5 separate regions of the Homo sapiens genome follow, and all the other regions are linked to region 1. Evidence: chromatin contacts called from ENCODE Hi-C or POLR2A ChIA-PET data. All regions are on one chromosome and are shown on one strand. Each heading gives the region's core, a stretch centred on a gene start or an enhancer-like site at or near the end of the contact. The rest is flanking DNA. Distances are from core to core; before and after follow the strand shown. Region 1 holds the start of GNAS (GNAS complex locus). Region 2 holds the start of NKILA (NF-kappaB interacting lncRNA). Region 3 overlaps PMEPA1 (prostate transmembrane protein, androgen induced 1). Region 4 holds the start of FAM217B (family with sequence similarity 217 member B). Region 5 has its middle 44 kb from the start of CTCFL.

Region 1 (2,614 bases), core at 1-2,500:
CCGGGACACGTCTGCTCCGCGCACACACAGTCAGTCGGTCCTGCCCGAAACGCACCAAGTCGCGCCCAGCGGCAACCGCCCTCCCTCCTCCCCTCGCCGCCCCCCTCCCGACTCCGGCGCCACGACTCCCTTGCGCCCCCTCCCCCCCACTGCACCACCTTTACCGCTCCGATCCTTTCCGAGGGGCTGATGTCACCAGCCCCCCCACTCTCCTCGGCCACTTCTCCCCGCCAAAGCCTCCCTTTGGCGAGGCCCCCTCCGCCACCACGGCGCCCCCCAGCGTCACCCCCTCCTCTCCTCGCCCCTTTCTTCCCCTCTTTCCCTCTCCCAACAAATCTCACACCCCACGGAGGCGGGTCCCCCTCCCTCTACCCGCCACCCGGTTTCCTGTCCCCGAAACCCTCTTTTTGTCGCAGTCTCCGGAGCCCCATGGGCTCCCCCTCCCCCTCCCCAACACGCACCCAAACCCCTGGCGTCGTGTAGGCCTCGCGGAAAAAGAGAGAAAGAGAGAAAGAGGGGGAGAGCGAGAGCGAGAGCAAGAGAGAGACACTGAGCGGGCAGGCCGGGGGAGGGGGACCCGCGCCCGCGTCGCCACGGCCCCCCGCCCCGTTTTTGAGCCCCCGCCCGGCCGAATCCGCGCCCCTGGGTCCCCCTTCCGGCCTCGCCCCCCACAGACAGAGCCCGCGAACGGGCGGGGGGCTCGGGAGCGCGCGCCCGGGGCGGGGGGCGGGCTCGGCGCGCGCGGCCTGCGGGGCGCCCTTCGAGGGCCCCCGGGCCGGGGCCGGCGCCCCCCGCCCGCCCTTACCCAGCAGCAGCAGGCGGTGCGTGGCCCGGTAGACCTGCTTGTCCTTCTGCAGCTGCTTCTCGATCTTTTTGTTGGCCTCACGCTGCGCCTTCTCCTCGTTGCGCTGGTCCTCGGTCTTACTGTTCCCGAGGCAGCCCATGGCGGCGGCGGCGGCGGCGGGGCGCGGCCGGGCTGCGGCGGCGGCGGGCGCGGGCGGCCTCACGCGGGCCGGGAGGGCCGGGGCAGCGCCGGGCGGGCGGGCCGGGCGCGGGCTCGGCTCCTCGGCAAGGAGCGCGCGGGGCGGACTGCGGGCCGCGGGCCGCGGGGCGCGCGGACGGGCGGGAAGGGGAGGGTGTCGGTCGGACCGAGGGGCGCGCGCAGCTCCCCGCCCCTCGAGCCGAGGCCGAGGGGGCTGATGGCCGCCGCCGGGCCGAGGCGGACCAGAGCAGGAGCTGCGGGAGCTGCTGCCGCCGCTGCCGCCGCCGCCGCTCTTATTGCCTCGGCCGGGCCCCCGCCGCCGCCCCGAGCCAAAAGCGCCGCGGCGGGCGGGGGGAGGCGGGGGGAGGAGGAGGCGGCGGCGGCGAGGGGGGTGGAAGGAGGAGGAGGAGGAGGAGGGCCGAGGAGCGGCCGCGGCGGCGGCGGCGGCTGGGAGGGCGGGAGCCGGCGGAGGGAGGCGGCCCCCCGGGAGCCCGGGGAGGGGGTCCCTCCGCCCGCGCCCGGCCGGGGACGGGACGGGCCGGGGAGACGCCCCCCACCCCCCGGGCTCGGGCAGCAGCCCGGCTGAGCCGAGGGGGGAGAGGGGGCGTCTCCGCGCCAGTGACGACCCCTCGCACGACGCCAACGCTCCACCCCCCGGACCGCGTCGCCCGGCGCCCCCGAGGCCTCCTCCCCCTCCCGCGGGCGCCGCCGAGGGGCTGGGGTGGGCGGAAGGGGAGGGAGCGCGCGCCCGGACTTAGGAAAATTTTCGAAAGAGCGAGAGACACAGAGAGCCAGAGAGCAGGAGTGTGGAAAAAGCGAGGCGAGCACGAACCAAAGGACAGAGCAACCGAAAAGGAAAATGTGTCCACACACACACACGAACACGAATAAAAACCCACACTACACAGCGATGGTGGTGTCTGGTGGCGGTGGCGGGGTGGGGGGTCTGACTAGATGAGCCGCTCCTCGCGCCCCCGGCGCCGGGCGCCATGGCCCGAGCCGAAGGCGCCTCTGGCCCCGGAGCGCCCGCGGCCTCTGCGCTTGGCGCGGCCGCCCAAGTAGGAGAAGAAGGCGCAGCCCAGGAACACTCGGAAGCAGCAGGTCGCCCCGAACACGAAGCCGCAGCCGCGGCCCTGCTCCGTGCGCTTCTGCAGCAGGAAGTTGAGCACCCACGAGGGGCTGCGCACCGAGAAGACCAGGAACACCACGAGGGGCAGGTGGGCGCTCAGCGCGCCAGCCTTGAGCGGCCCGGGCCGCCACACGATGCCCCCAACGCGCGGCGCCGCGTAGTAGGCGTCGTCCTCGTCGCTCGAGTCCGTGTCCCAGTCAGCCCAGGCCCTACTCGTGCCCCCGGCGGCGGCGCCCTCCTCGGCGCCCCCGACGGCGCCCTCCTCGGCGCCCTCGTCGTCGTCGGCGGCGGCCGCGGCGGCGGCGGCCTCGGGGCATCGGGCCTCCTCCTGGGCTTCTGGCACCTTCTTCTTCTTCTTCTTCAGCATCTTCTCCATCTTCTTCCTCTCCTTCTCCTTCTTCTTCTCCTCCTTTCGCCTCTGCTCCAGCAGCTTCTTCTCGAGCTTCTTGCGCTCCTTGTCTGTTAGGAACTTTTCGGGGAGCGCCTCCCGCGCCGGGTTCTTG
Region 2 (3,410 bases), core at 303-2,802, 1.2 Mb after region 1:
TCCCTGATAAAAGACACGCTGGTGGTATTGCCCCTTCCTCAAGGCAGGGGCTGAGGGCGCCCAGTTCACAGCAGGGTGCCATCTGGGGTAGACGCTGGGTATTGCCCCACTCCTGGGCCGGGGCCTGGGTCCTGACCTAGTGCTGGCTGTGGCTCCAAGAGTGAGCTTCTCCTCCCAAACAGAAGACGGTCAGTGCCTCTGAACCTCCCTCTGGGCTGGGCACGCTTGGACTCCTCCAAAGAGCTTGGACCAGCCTGAGCCACATCCCTGGGCTTGACTTCTCCAGAACAAGCCTCCTGGTCTTTCTGGGAGAGCTCTGGCAGCATCACTGTGCCTGTGCAGGGAGAGCGGGAACCCACTTCCTGCACCGGCTTTCTCTGAGTTCTTCAGGATGAATTCGCTCTGGTCTAGGTAAGTTCTACCCCGAGGCCACCTTCACTTCCCAAATTCCAGCTTTTCCTTCTCTATCCAAACTGTTACAAACACAGTAACAATAATTTTTAAAAGCTTTTTTTTTCTCTGAACACACTAAGTCCCTGCTAATTACTGAAACTCCAGGCATTACAGGAATATGTGGACACTTAAAGAATCAGGACTACGTGGGAGAGGGGGAGGCAGCTCCCCAGGGTCCTGGGTTGGCACACAGGCTCCACCACTGTGTGACTTTCAACAAGCGACTTCCTTGACCAGCTGCCCGCTCTGTAAAATGGGGAGAGTAATATTCGGCCACACTGAGTCGGTGTCAGGTTGAGTTAATATTTGGAGAGTTTCTGGCACAGGTAGGTGCTCCTTAAGTGCCTGTTAAATAAGTGAAGCTTTGAGAAAGTGTCTAAAAGGCGACACACTAAATTTTTAAGAGGCTGGAGGTGGGCCAGGGAGGGGAGGTCTCTTATGTAATATTTTAATATCTTTTTAAACCTGAAGAATGTGTTCTTGTAGCACTCCTGTAATTAAAACTTAATGAACTAAAAGTACACCCCTCCTGCTCATACCCCTTTTGAACTCCGCAGCCGCGCCCCCCAGCCGGAGGCCCCTTGGGCAGCAGACAATGGGTGTGGATTCGCCCCAGGTCCCGCCGGCTGGGGCGGCGACAATACACCAGTCCCCGACAGCTATTTACATGACAAGGGCTTCCGGGCGTGTCTACGCGAGTTCCCGTCTTTCCTGGTCGTCCTCCTTGGGTTCGGGTGAAAGCGCTTGGGGGTTCAGTGGGCCATGATCCCCGAGCTGCTGGAGAACTGAAGGCGGACAGTCTCCTGCGAAACCAGGCAATGGGTGATCCATCTTGGGGGCTTCCTCCCCCTTTCTCCAATTTCTCTTCCCTGAGCCCCCAGGGACCTTGTGCTCCTCAGAAGATAGGCTAGCCCCAAGAGCCTGGGTCAAGGACCCCAGGGACGGGGGCGAGGGGAGGGCGCACCAGCAACCCGCCCGGGTGCGGCTGGCACCGAGTTCGGCTCCCCGGCCCCGGGCGTGCGCCGGGCAGGCGTTCCAAGCTGACCGCCGTTGGGGAGAGGGCACAGCGCCCCTCCTCCGTTGCGCGGGTGCCGGGTCTACGTGGGCCGCCTAGCTCTGGCCCTTTAAGAGCCCGCCCCGTTTCCCGTCACCCCGCCCCCCGGCTCGGGGAGGGGGTGCGGGGGAACCTCGGCGGGGATTGGCGCAGCGCGCGCCCCCTCCCCGGCCCCCGCGCGGTGGGAACCGGCAGCCCCGTCTAGCGCTGACGTCAGACCGTCTGCCTGCCTCCGACCGCGGTCTCGGAGCGAAACCCGATCTCCTTGGACTTGAATGAGGAGGAGGAGGCGGCGGCGGCGGCGGCGGCGGAGGCGCTCGGCTGGGGAAAGCTAGCGGCAGAGGCTCAGCCCCGGCGGCAGCGCGCGCCCCGCTGCCAGCCCATTTTCCGGACGCCACCCGCGGGCACTGCCGACGCCCCCGGGGCTGCCGAGGGGAGGCCGGGGGGGCGCAGCGGAGCGCGGTCCCGCGCACTGAGCCCCGCGGCGCCCCGGGAACTTGGCGGCGACCCGAGCCCGGCGAGCCGGGGCGCGCCTCCCCCGCCGCGCGCCTCCTGCATGCGGGGCCCCAGCTCCGGGCGCCGGCCGGAGCCCCCCCCGGCCGCCCCCGAGCCCCCCGCGCCCCGCGCCGCGCCGCCGCGCCGTCCATGCACCGCTTGATGGGGGTCAACAGCACCGCCGCCGCCGCCGCCGGGCAGCCCAATGTCTCCTGCACGTGCAACTGCAAACGCTCTTTGTTCCAGAGCATGGAGATCAGTGAGTGACCCCACGCCCCCCTCCCCGGAGACTCCATCGGGCTCGGACCCTATGTCGGGGCACAGCTGCGAGCGGGGGTCCGGGCCCTGCGCGCCCCCTCGGACCGAACGCCCTGCGCCCGGGCAGCGCCCGCCGCGCCCCGGGCGCGCCCTCCCGGCTCGCGGCAGCTGGCGGCCGGCCCGGCTTTGTCCCGCGGCGCTGCGAGCCTGGCACGGCCCCCGCTGTCCGCGCCCCGCCCGCCCGGACTCGGACCCGGGGCTCAGCGGCGGCGCACGGCGCGGGAGGGTTGGGGCGGGCGGATCCGTGAAGTTTCCATTTTATTTCCCTGAGGGCAGTCGCGATGGAGCATTTAGGCCGGCTCTTTATCAACTTTGGGCGGGGGTGGAGGGGCGTGTGAGACACTGTCTGGTCTGCGAGGTGTCTGGGGCTCCGGGCGTGTGTCTGGAGTGTTCGCGGCGCTGTGTCTCGGGCTCTGAGTGGATGTCCGTGCGTCTGTGGAGTGTGCGTGGCTGCGTGGCTCTGTCTGGGTCTTCGGCGTCTCTCGGGGTGTCTGGGGGTCTGAGTCGCGGTCTTGCCCAAGAGTGCGTGTCACCGAGTCTTCCTGCCTCTCTCTGTGTGTCTTTCCCGTGTCCGGGCCGGGGTGCCTTTCTTGAGCGTGTCCATCTTTCTGGGGGTCTGGTCTGGTTGGGCCGGATCTGGGGACCGTGTGTGTCCAGGTGTCTGAATCCAGGGCTCAGCTCTGGCCCGTCTGGCCCAGCGTGGATCTTGAATGTGTGTGTGTCATTGTGCCAGTGTCTGTGTCCCCGACGCACCTATAAATAGCCTCTGTCTGGACAGCTTGGTTCAGTCTGGCTGAGACCATGGTTACAAAGGAGTCAAAGTTTGGGGCTGTTTGTGTTTGGGACTGCCTGGCCCTAAATAAGGGATCAGTGGACCAACGGTGGGGAGTGGGGTTTTGAACCTTGTCGCTAACGCAGCCGCCTGGGCACCCAAAAGTTCAGATAAGTAAGTCTCTACCTCCTGCACACACAGCCCACCTAGGTGGACATTTGGTTGAGTGGAGAATTGAACCACTACCTCCCGGGTTCTGGCTTCTAGCTTCTAGCCTACACCTTGTCCCCCAGCCCACCTTTTCGGGGACCTTTTGCT
Region 3 (3,366 bases), core at 116-2,615, 1.2 Mb after region 1:
TTCTGCTGGCGATGGGGACACAGACTTGACAGGGAGTGGGTGCTGTTTCAGGGATTTTTTTTAAATCAAAAACTGGAGGAGTGTGGGTCACAGCCAGCGACGCAGCTGTGCCTCTCCTTCTCGTGTCCTTTCGTCTTCCAGGTGTGGGGCGGTGGGCACGGGAGCCTGCTCTGTAGCATTCAGCAGCCTCTTTACTGGGAGGGCAGTTAAAGGCTGACTTTGAAACTCCTCTGGGCCGGCGCCTAGGACCCCGACACTCCAGGGAGACCCAGAACCTGGGCCCCTAGTTACCAGTGACTTTGTGCTTAGGTATGCAAGGGCAGCGGGCTGTCATTTCCCCATTTTATGGATGAAACCACCGAGGCTCAGAGAACAGCTTGCCCAAGGTCACACAGGGAACCGCTGGTGGAGCTGGTCCCCCGCTCTGAGCACCATTCACACTCAGCTCAAGCCTTCATTCCCACTGGGAGCCTTTGCTACGCCGTCACCTCCCATCGAAGGTAGCTGTGTCTGTCTGTGTGTAATAGTGACCTAAGGAAGGAGGACAGACCCGGTATTTGGGCGAATCACCCATCTTCTGTTCATTTATCCAGTAGGTGAGCTCCTTCCCTGTGCCACTGGAGATGGGAGGACCTGGTGAATGGAACAGGCCTGAGCCTGCCCTCAGGGAGCTACTAGTCTGGTGCAGATGGGAAACAGAGTCAGATACTGAACGGAGGAGGAGATTCGACAGTGTCACATGACTGTGCCTGGGGGCTGCTTTATTGGTCTGAGAGGGTCTCTCAGCAGGGCTGACCTTGTGCTGAGAATGAGGGATGAGAAGGAGTCAGCGGTGGGAAGACCTTGGGGGGAGTACCTCAGGCAGAGAGGAGAAGCCGAGAGGGTGAGGTCTGCTAAGCTAGGTGTGGTGGCCATGTCCAGTTCCCAGCTGGCCGTGTCACCTTGAGGGGGGACTGACCAGGTTGCAGTTCCTTCTTCTGTAAAATGAGGGGGTGACTAAAGCGTACACAAGTTCTGATTCTGGGAAAACCACAGAGAATCGAGTTTTGTAAGGTGCTGCCAGCAGGGGAGGAGGTGGAGGGTACGTGGAGAGCTCTATTATTGCTTACAGAATTGAACGTGAAACGACAATGGTTGCTAAATTAAAAAGTTGGTTATTTTAAGCAGTGAAAGGTCTGGGAGGGCCGTTCCCTTCTTGATGCTGGGACCACCCTTGTAAGAGGCAGCGCCACACCATCCTCACGGTCGTCTCAGGCAGGGGACACCCTAGAGAGGTCTCTCGCTGTCACCCGCAGATGGCAGAAGTGGGACTGGCTCCGGGGCAACCCCTGGTTGCCTCGCACAGGGCTCCCTCCCTGGCAGGAAGGAGGCCCATGCAGGGTGAGGGTGCCCTCAGGAGCTCAGGCAGGCGGCAGGTTTGGAGGGACGGGGGTTCCCAGTGGCAGTGATGGAGGGGTGTTTCTCATTCCCCACTGCCGTGATTCCATGCAAGTGGATGGAGCGTGCTGGAGAGGTCAGGAAGGAGCATGGGCGCCTGCCTCACCCCTGCCCCACCAGCACTCAGGCAGGCCTCACAAATCACAATGGGCCCTGTCCCTGGTAGCACCCAGGGTTGATGAATGGGGACTCCCAGGCCCTGGGGCACTTGGAAATCCCTCATGCAAAAGGTGGAAACTAGAAGTTGTCCTGCAGATTGACATTCTCAGAACTCCTTCCCTCCCTTCCTCACTGACCCGGCCCCGACCCGTGGGATGATTTTCATTCTCCTGCCTCCAGAGAAGGACCTGTGCTTACGTCCTCACGCAGACTGCTCTCCGCCACTTTCCCTCACCCATGTATTCATTTCACAAGCATTTACGAAGTGCCTCCTGTGTGTCTGGCATGGTGGTTGGTGCCAGTGTGCGTTGATCGGTGATCAAGGTGGTTGCGACTCCAGCCTACAGAAATGTACAATCCAAGTGTGAAATGAACAACTGCCCTTTCCTAAGCGTTTGCTTTCAAAGCAGATGTTTTTAGACTAAGTTGTTGTTATTCTTCAAACCGGTTGTGTGTGGTTTCAGTCCCTGCTTCTGTCTTCACATTGAGGCCTAATTAGGAATCAGCTGTTGCCTAGCTAATGTTTATTGAGCAAGCACTATGCACCCGGCACTGTGCCTGAGATATTCACTATCATCTGATTTAATCCAGAGTTTCTCGACCTTGGTGCTGACGTTTGGGCTCAATAATTCTTTTCTGTGGGGGACTTCCCTGTGCGTGGCAGGGTGGATGTTTAGCTACTTCCCCTCGCCCACTGGATGCTAGTAACACCCCCTCCCAGTTGTGGCAACCACAAGTGTTTCCAGATATGGCCAGATGTCCCCTGGGGCAAAATCATCTCCGGTAGAAGAACCACACCTTAGCCCTAGCAGCTGCCCTTGAGGTCCCAGTCCCTTCATCTGCAGAATGCGGGTGTTGACGGGACTCCCCAAAGCGGCTCCTTGGGAGCTTTGAATGATATAATGCACTTAAAGCTCTTAGCACAACCCAGCTAAAGCTGGAGTGGCTGCAGCTCTCCCCGCTGGTGTGTCTGAGTGTCTGACGGGCAGAAGTCGTTTTTACCATCCACTCATCCCCCGACGGTTCCCTGGGGCTTGCAGTGCAAGCCAGACTCCATGCCACAAGCTAGGCTCACCTTGCAAAGATGGTCAAGGTCACAGCCATTGTGACCCTCACTCCCACCAGGGATGCCTGCGTGGACAGCCTGTACCCAAGGAACTGGAAGGCGCAGGCTCTGGCTCTAGCCAGCTTTGCACGGTTGCTCTGTGTCTCTGGGCAACTCCCTCCCCCTCTCTGGCCCTGTCCTTTTCTCATCTGACCCATTTTAGGGGCTTCTAAGCCACTCTCCTCCCCTAGAAACTCAGTATCTAAGAGGGTGAGTTTTTTCCCAAGGTTTTCCCCTGGGTCGTTTACAATTCTGATCACTTAGGGATCTCTGAGCCACTCACAGTGCCAGGTGACCACCCCCTTCCAGCATAACAAATTCACCTATGTGGCTCCAGCAGTTGCTTTCACATCCTGGGCTTCATAATTGAACAAGTGGTTCCTTCACTAAGGAAGCGAGCGCCTGGTTGGAATCTGTTCATCCATAGCGGGCGCTTGTAAGTCCATTCCCTGCAGGTCCCGGAACCCGCCACTGAACGATGTCAATTTCAGCCTGTTGGACACGGCTCCCGCATTGTCTGAAAGGAGCTTCCCCAGCAGGTCTGATGTGTGCCGTGTTTGGAGAGTCACACTGGAAAATGATACCTGAATCGTTTCAAGTTCACGTTGTCTATGCTGCCTTTGCCCCAATACACACCCATGGCCACCTGCAGGAAGTCTCAGTGC
Region 4 (3,385 bases), core at 96-2,595, 1.0 Mb before region 1:
AGAAGGAGCTTAAACTCTAGGAGGAACGTTCCCATTCAATTTTTCGGCCTTCTCTATCACATCAATCCATTATAAGACTTTCCATATATTCATACATATTACATATTATATATCATCTCTTTATGAAGCATTGTTGACCTATACCACATATTGCTGTTATTCCCCTCTCATTTTGAGTGGCCTATTAAAAGTGCACTGAATGGAAATTGGATACTTCTCTTTCCCGTATCACCTGTCTCTGTAAAATAAAAGAGATGATTATAGAAGATTTTTATTTTCTTCCTGAAACTTTCCTGTATTTTTCCCACATTAATCATGTAAGCCTTTTTAGTTAGCTTACATCCAATGATAAATAAAATCATTCTCTCACATTTCATGAATTATACCACAATCAACAGCCTTGACTCATTTTAGATGCAACGAATGTTCTTGAATCAACCCCCTTTCATTAGTCTGGTTTTCTTTCTGCTTTGTCCCTCTGGACAATAAAAAGGAACCTTCTTAATGGAATGGCTGGCCCCAAACTGCTCTCTGGAAAGTGCACTTGCATCTTTTCTACTTCATTTCACCTGGTATGCTTTACACCAAAGGCTGTGGGGTTTTGTGCTCAAAGCTACCGGGTGAGAGACACGAATGCCTGCAGGGTTCTAAATAGGCAGAAAACAAGCTCCAGGCCTTGCTGGTGTTTCTGGCTTGCTTGGAAACAAAGCTAAAAGTCGGAGATTCTGGCTACAAATATGCTCCCCAAGCGCCAGAGGCTGATTAAGGGCAGCTGCAGAAGTCATCAGCGGGTAATAACTCTTGTTCCCCTGTCTTCCTCTCTGGCGCGGAGTCCAGGAAGACAACAGCAGCACCTCCCCTCCCCACCCTCAAGGGAATCTGCTGGCCATTCGGTGCGGCAAAGCATTCTGGGTGATGTGGACATGACGCTGCTCCTCTACGCAGTGAGGCTCCCTCGGTCTGACCAAGGGTCCAGGTTGCAGTGAACCTGTCCAAAGTGTGGGCTGGCCTCGATGTTTAAAATTAGCCTGAGACCAGCTCCTGGCAAGGCCGGTTTTTGCACCACCGCTCCCCCCATCCACAACCCAGAAATCTAAGGACACGCAGCATGCATTTTCCTTGTCCTCCGTTTGTGCAGACAAAGTCTATGATCGATAGGCGCGCAATCCAGGCAGACGTAAACAGAAATTGATCAGACCTGTTTCGCGACTGCAGCGGACACGTGACGAGGCTGCCAGCCTTCCTTCCTCTCCGGCGCCCGCGCGGGGACGCCCGGCTGCGGCGCGCTGCGGCAGGGGAGCTGGAGGCGGAGGCGCGCAGCTCCGCTGAGCTCCCTGGCTGAGCTGAGGCCGGCGGGGGCCCGCCTGCAGGCGGCGTCACGAGGGGCGGGGCGGAGGCTCGCTAGGAAGTTGCACCCGGTCAAGTTGCAGCCTTGTAAGTAACGCCGCGGACCGGGAAAGTGGGAGGGGCCGCTCCCGGAACGCAGCCTTCTTGTAAGAACCTCCAAGGAAGCAAGAAGAAAAAAGAGGCGCTACCCTGCGCTCCCGGGAGGCCTCTGAAAGCTTCCACTAGAGAAAAACTCCCCACTCTTACAATTTCTTTAACCGCAAGAAGCGGAGGACCTGGACAAGGACTCGAGGAGCAAGGTGGCGAACCAAGGGTAGGGCGCACCGGGCCCGAGAGGTCCCCCGCAGGTTGCAGATACGGTGGACTCTCTGCGGCTTCTGAGCACGGAGGGAGCTGTCGCGGGGTCGGGAGGTCGTCTCTCATCCCTGCCTCATCTTCCGACGGCCGGCGGGGCCATGTCCAGAGGCCCGAGCTCCGCGGTCCTGCCTAGCGCCCTGGGATCCCGGAAGCTCGGCCCCCGGAGCCTCAGCTGCCTGTCGGACCTGGACGGCGGCGTGGCCCTGGAGCCGCGGGCCTGTAGGCCCCCTGGGAGCCCGGGCCGCGCGCCGCCGCCAACGCCAGCGCCGTCGGGCTGCGACCCCCGCCTGCGGCCCATCATCCTGCGGCGGGCGCGCTCACTGCCCAGCTCCCCCGAGCGCCGCCAGAAGGCCGCGGGCGCGCCGGGCGCTGCGTGTCGGCCGGGCTGCAGCCAGAAGCTCCGCGTGCGCTTCGCCGACGCCCTGGGCTTGGAGCTGGCACAGGTCAAGGTGTTCAACGCGGGAGACGACCCGTCCGTGCCGCTGCACGTGCTGTCGCGGCTCGCAATCAACTCGGACCTGTGCTGCAGCAGCCAGGACCTGGAGTTCACCCTGCATTGCCTGGTGCCCGATTTCCCGCCGCCCGTCGAGGCCGCCGACTTTGGCGAGCGCCTGCAGCGGCAGCTCGTGTGCCTGGAGCGTGTCACTTGCTCGGACCTTGGCATCAGCGGTACGGTGCGCGTGTGCAACGTGGCCTTCGAGAAGCAGGTGGCTGTGCGCTACACTTTCTCGGGCTGGCGCAGTACCCACGAGGCGGTGGCGCGGTGGCGCGGGCCCGCAGGCCCCGAGGGCACGGAGGACGTTTTCACCTTCGGCTTTCCAGTACCGCCCTTCCTGCTGGAGCTCGGCTCCCGCGTGCACTTCGCGGTGCGCTACCAAGTGGCGGGTGCCGAGTACTGGGACAACAACGACCACCGAGACTACAGCCTCACATGTCGCAACCACGCGCTGCACATGCCTCGCGGGGAGTGCGAAGAGAGCTGGATCCACTTCATCTGAGCCGCGCGGGGACCGGCCACCTGGAGCCTCCACACCTAAGCTGCGCCTCCTGTCATTTCCCTGCTGGGCTCTCACATCTATCTGGTTGTTCTTCACCACCCTCCAAGTCCTCTGACCTAATTTTCTGCTGCAAGGTCCCCTGGCAGTGGCCCATCCTGTCTTCTACTTGAAACGTCTGAGTCACTTGGTCTAAAAAGTAGCCTCAGGTGGCCAGAAGGCCGAGTTGTGTAATGAGTTGGGGCAGGGTGGTGGGGTAGGTGCATGGGAGGGTGGGCCCTCTGGGGAGGCCCAAGCAGCTTGTTTTGCAAAGGCCCAAGTCCTCCTGCTAGGAAAAGCTTTTGCATGTGTCCTGAATGTGTCTCTGTAAACATAGCTGTTATTTATTATTGTGATGTTGGGACCTTTAGCCCATAGCGGATGCCTCCTCAGGAATATTCTCGATTTAATAAGCTAAAAAAAAAAAGTTCTGTGTTTGTGCCCACAGTAAACAGAATGTACAGTGTGACCCACATCGTGGTCCCTCCAGGCATTCCTGCCCCAGGATAAGGAAAACCTGAGCCCACATCTGATTGCCAACGGCTGTAGCCTTCTAACAGTGGGAAACTATTAATAGGCAAGAAATTTCTGCTTTATCAGTCATCACACAACCATTCCTGGGCATTGAGACTGTCCTGGTTAGGCTG
Region 5 (3,408 bases), core at 289-2,788, 1.4 Mb after region 1:
CGGCCTTCATTCAGCTGAGGTGTCCGTGAGCACTGCACAAGAAGTACCAATTACAAGGCCAGTCCAGGGCTCCGGAGTCAAATTAAAACTGTGTCCCAGTTCCTGCCCCACCGCTAGGTGACCTTAAGCAAGGCCCTAGACTTCTGGGAGCCCGATTTCCTCAAGCCAATCAATACACGTTAATTGAATGCGCTTCCCAGCTACCAGGGAAATGGGGAGGAGAAAATGTGGTTTTCACCATAAGGATGCCGAAGACCTCTCCTTGCCCTCTCCTCCCCCTCTCCTCCCCCTCTCCTCCCCCTCTCCTCCCCCTCTCCTCCCCCTCTCCTCCCCCTCTCCTCCCCTTCTCCTTCCTGTTTCCTTCCTGTTGCTTGGGGTCCTGCAGAGCAGGTGCCCCCTGGCCTGTGTTACAGGGCTTCTCTCAGAGGCATGCTGGGAAGCAATGGCTTTGGGGGGACCCCTGTTTGTAGCATTTGCCATTTCCATGCTGGCAGATTTCCTGCTATCCAGAGGACGCACAGGAATGCACGTCCAGACCTAAAGCATTTCCTTCCCCCAAATGCAGCCGAGGTGGCACCCCAAGAGCCTGGGGAATGGTGAAGTGCAGTATGCTAATTAGGGAGTGAGGTGTCCTGAGGAGCTATTATCTCTGTTTTTAATGTAATTCCTTTAATTACATGTTTGTATCATTTAATTTTAATATTGGCCATATTTAACAACACATATGCAAATAATCTAGCCATCAGCGTTTGTAGGTTCACTGGCAGGAGCCGGGTGGTGCACACTGTGGCCTGCTGAGCCTGCATAGACAGAAAGTTCCACAGTAGCTCCCCCGACACAGCCCAGGGCAGGGGCTCAGGCAGCGCCTGCACTCCGTGTTCTCCCTGCCTGCTCTTGGTTGCACCTTCCGGTGTCACTCCAGTCTTAGTGGGGCTCTCCTCTCCTGGTGGCACAGAGGTGGACAACAGTCCCAGGGGTCCCAAGGGATCCTTGGGGATCCCAGCTGAAGGTCTCTGGCCTCTGGGTCCCAGCGATGTCCTGAACCAGGGGCCATACGGTGCTTGGCTTGGCCGGCCCTGACCACTCCCCTCCCCTGGGTCTGGAGGTGGAGGGCAGCATTATGTGGACTAGAGCTGGGGGCAGGTGTCCCAGGGAACATCTGGTGGCATTAGGGAAGAGGGGGCTGTGACTGTCCGGCAGTCAGAAACATGGAGGGTCCGCCACAACCTCAGAAGCTCCTGGTCAACTGTGCAATCCTGTTTCAGCATTCTGTCGGAGGCTTTACAATCTCGAGATATTTTTAAACCTTTTGGTGCTTGGGGTTGTCAGATTTCGGAAGTAATACACCCTTGTTTAACAGGGGAAACAGTAATATTCAGCCCTGCATGAGAGTGAGGTAATCACCTCCACAGCCCCTTCCTCCCCCACTTGCGGGGGGCTCCTTCCACGCCCCGCTGCTGGCTGTGCTGACTCAGACACACGTGCACGGTGCAGGGGTTGCTTTGCATTTGCTACCGTAGACCCAAAACACACACAGGATTCTGCACCTGGCTTTTTTTCACTGCACAGTAAAGCTTGGGGTTCCCTACCAGAGAGAGCCCTGCAAACAGGAGGGTTTGCTCTCACTAAACCGGAGGCTGGGAGCCTTTTCATTCATTGCTCCTTCTGAAGGCGTAGAAAAGCAAAGATCTCTTGAGATTTCTAAATTTGGTCAGAGTGTACAGGGCCGTGCAGGGTGCCTGTGTGCTAAAAATATCAGCCCGGGTCTGGGGTGATGGCTGCGCGCTCAGAGAAGGGGCTGTGGGGAAGATGGCTGGAGGCGTACCTGGGGTCCCAGACAAGGCTGCCTCAGCCTCCTCCAAGGGCCTGGGCCTCCCCACACTGACATCCATGCTGCCAGCCATGCGTGCGGCACAATCATGGCTTAGGGAAGCTGCCCCAAATTGAGTAACCCTTCACCTGAGGTCCTACACCCAGGGGTTGAACACCACCTCGGGATTGGGATCCTGTCTAGGATTCACCCGCACCGATATTTACTTATTTCCAACTCACTTTTTAAAATCAAATGCATTTATTTTAAAATAAAATCTCACAGTGCTACAGTACACGGGAAACCCATATCACTTGTCTTAAATGGTAATGATAGGTAGACATCATATATCTCATATATAAAATTATAATAGGCCAGGCGCAGTGGCTCACACCTATAATCCCAGCACTTTGAGAGGCCGAGGTGGGCAGATCACCTGAGGTCAGGAGTTCGAGACCAGCCTGTCCAACATGGTGAAACCCCGTCTCTACTAAAAATACAAAAATTAGCTGGGCATGGTGGCAGGTGCCTATAATCTCAGGTAATCGGGAGGCTGAGGCAGGAGAATTGCTGGAACTCAGGAAGCAGAGGTTGCAGTGAGCCGAGATCATGACATTGCACTCCAGCCCAGGCAACAACAGCAAGACTCCATCTCAAAAAAAAAAAACAAACACCAAAACAAAAATACAAAAATTAGTTGGGCGTGGTGGTGCACACCTGTAATCCCAGCTACTTGGGAGGCTGAGGCAGGAGAATCCCTTGAACCCGGGAGGTGGAGGTTGCAATGAGCCGAGATCACGCCACTGCACTCTAGCCTGGGTGCTATAGTGAGACTCCATCTCAAAAAAATAAAATAAAATAATAATATTGTTATTACTGTTATTAACATTTGTGGGTGTTTGCTCTGGGTCAGGCACTGTTCTGATACACTAGCATGTTAACTGGTTTAATCCTTGCAACAGTCCCTGGGGGAGGTCCAGGGTTGGTGCTCCCTAATAGCCTCATTTTAGGAAAGTAGTTTAGGGCCTCAAAAAGACACATCGCTGCTAAACCAAAGACAGGGACCACTGAAATCGTAGTGAAACACCTCTGGTGGATTTTGGATCTGAATTTGCTTCTGCATTTGCTTTATTCATTCATTCACTGATTCCCTCATTCATTTGTTTGGCAATGTCTGCTGAGAACCCACTCTGTGCCCCACACTGGGAAGGCGGAGAGTGGGTCCTGTCCCAGCCCTCCTTAGCAGGACTGCAATGGGGAAGGCTGCATTAACCAACAGGCATGGTGTGGTGGGCACTTCGGAGCTACAAGATGGGTGAGGAACAGGGTGTTCACCAGCCTAGGCTAGGAGGGTGCTGCTGGGTCAAGTTTCTAAACTTTTAAGGATGAAAATAGGTGAAATTAGGGAAGAAAGGAGGAGGATATGGGTGAAAAAATGAAAAAATGGGTGAAGCAAGTTTCATGTCTTCATTGGATACCCCTATTGTTAACATACTGGAAGAAGAATTTAACCTCATTTTCCTTATCTGTAAAATGGAAACAATGGTACCAGCTTCAAAGCATAACGCCAGATTTTTGTTTTGTTTTGTTTTTTGAAA

What was found. Hi-C counts contacts between places; a loop is a spot of excess contacts on that map. ChIA-PET counts read pairs that join two places held with the same protein, here RNA polymerase II (POLR2A). Pooled maps may share reads with other maps.
Region 2: a map of endothelial cell of umbilical vein shows a loop between it and region 1 (5-fold over the local background). The contact joins the promoter of NKILA here to the promoter of GNAS in region 1. A Hi-C loop is called at or near these places in 4 of 168 maps with a recorded cell type or tissue (ascending aorta, endothelial cell of umbilical vein, gastrocnemius medialis and 1 more) and 17 of 50 pooled maps. POLR2A ChIA-PET finds 5 or more read pairs at or near these places in 1 of 52 experiments (MCF 10A).
Region 3: a loop to region 1 is called in a pooled map, with 15 times the contacts of the local background. The contact joins the enhancer-like site here to the promoter of GNAS in region 1. A Hi-C loop is called at or near these places in 3 of 37 single-sample maps with no recorded cell type and 6 of 50 pooled maps.
Region 4: a map of gastrocnemius medialis shows a loop between it and region 1 (10-fold over the local background). The contact joins the promoter of FAM217B here to the promoter of GNAS in region 1. A Hi-C loop is called at or near these places in 3 of 168 maps with a recorded cell type or tissue (CD8-positive, alpha-beta T cell, ascending aorta and gastrocnemius medialis), 1 of 37 single-sample maps with no recorded cell type and 17 of 50 pooled maps. POLR2A ChIA-PET finds 5 or more read pairs at or near these places in 2 of 52 experiments (Caco-2 and Panc1).
Region 5: a pooled map shows a loop between it and region 1 (4-fold over the local background). The contact joins the enhancer-like site here to the promoter of GNAS in region 1. A Hi-C loop is called at or near these places in 4 of 37 single-sample maps with no recorded cell type and 3 of 50 pooled maps.

Annotation. Positions count from the first base shown.
Region 1 is chr20:58,890,057-58,892,670 of GRCh38, reverse strand. It overlaps GNAS (GNAS complex locus), which reads right to left and starts at 1,250. Exons shown (of 13, transcript NM_000516.7): 1 at 806-1,250. The coding sequence starts at 944. RefSeq lists silencers at 93-182, 1,053-1,272, 1,283-1,782, 1,843-1,992.
Region 2 is chr20:57,708,325-57,711,734 of GRCh38, reverse strand. NKILA (NF-kappaB interacting lncRNA) reads right to left here and starts at 1,552. Exons shown (of 1, transcript NR_131157.1): 1 at 1-1,552. It overlaps PMEPA1 (prostate transmembrane protein, androgen induced 1), which reads left to right and starts at 1,720. Exons shown (of 4, transcript NM_020182.5): 1 at 1,720-2,261. The coding sequence starts at 2,153. RefSeq lists silencers at 1,319-1,438, 1,459-1,888 and an enhancer at 2,727-3,338.
Region 3 is chr20:57,679,355-57,682,720 of GRCh38, reverse strand. All of the region lies in intron 1 of PMEPA1 (prostate transmembrane protein, androgen induced 1), which reads left to right. Among named protein-coding and RNA genes, the nearest start is that of PMEPA1, 29 kb to the left of the region's middle. RefSeq lists enhancers at 255-755, 1,065-1,114, 1,205-1,264, 1,675-1,784, 2,165-2,234 and 2 more and a silencer at 683-846. Within about 2 kb of position 1,365, at least 10 of the 41 ENCODE cell types and tissues checked have a DNase peak (open chromatin) inside an H3K27ac peak, as active enhancers do.
Region 4 is chr20:59,938,349-59,941,733 of GRCh38, reverse strand. FAM217B (family with sequence similarity 217 member B) reads right to left here and starts at 1,345. Exons shown (of 4, transcript NM_022106.3): 1 at 1,199-1,345. PPP1R3D (protein phosphatase 1 regulatory subunit 3D) reads left to right here and starts at 1,429. Exons shown (of 1, transcript NM_006242.4): 1 at 1,429-3,385. The coding sequence starts at 1,803. The coding sequence ends at 2,702. RefSeq lists silencers at 1,108-1,487, 1,838-1,967 and an enhancer at 1,246-1,540.
Region 5 is chr20:57,479,046-57,482,453 of GRCh38, reverse strand. No RefSeq gene overlaps it. Among named protein-coding and RNA genes, the nearest start is that of CTCFL, 44 kb to the left of the region's middle. RefSeq lists enhancers at 877-1,096, 1,307-1,356, 1,367-1,486. Within about 2 kb of position 1,538, at least 3 of the 41 ENCODE cell types and tissues checked have a DNase peak (open chromatin) inside an H3K27ac peak, as active enhancers do.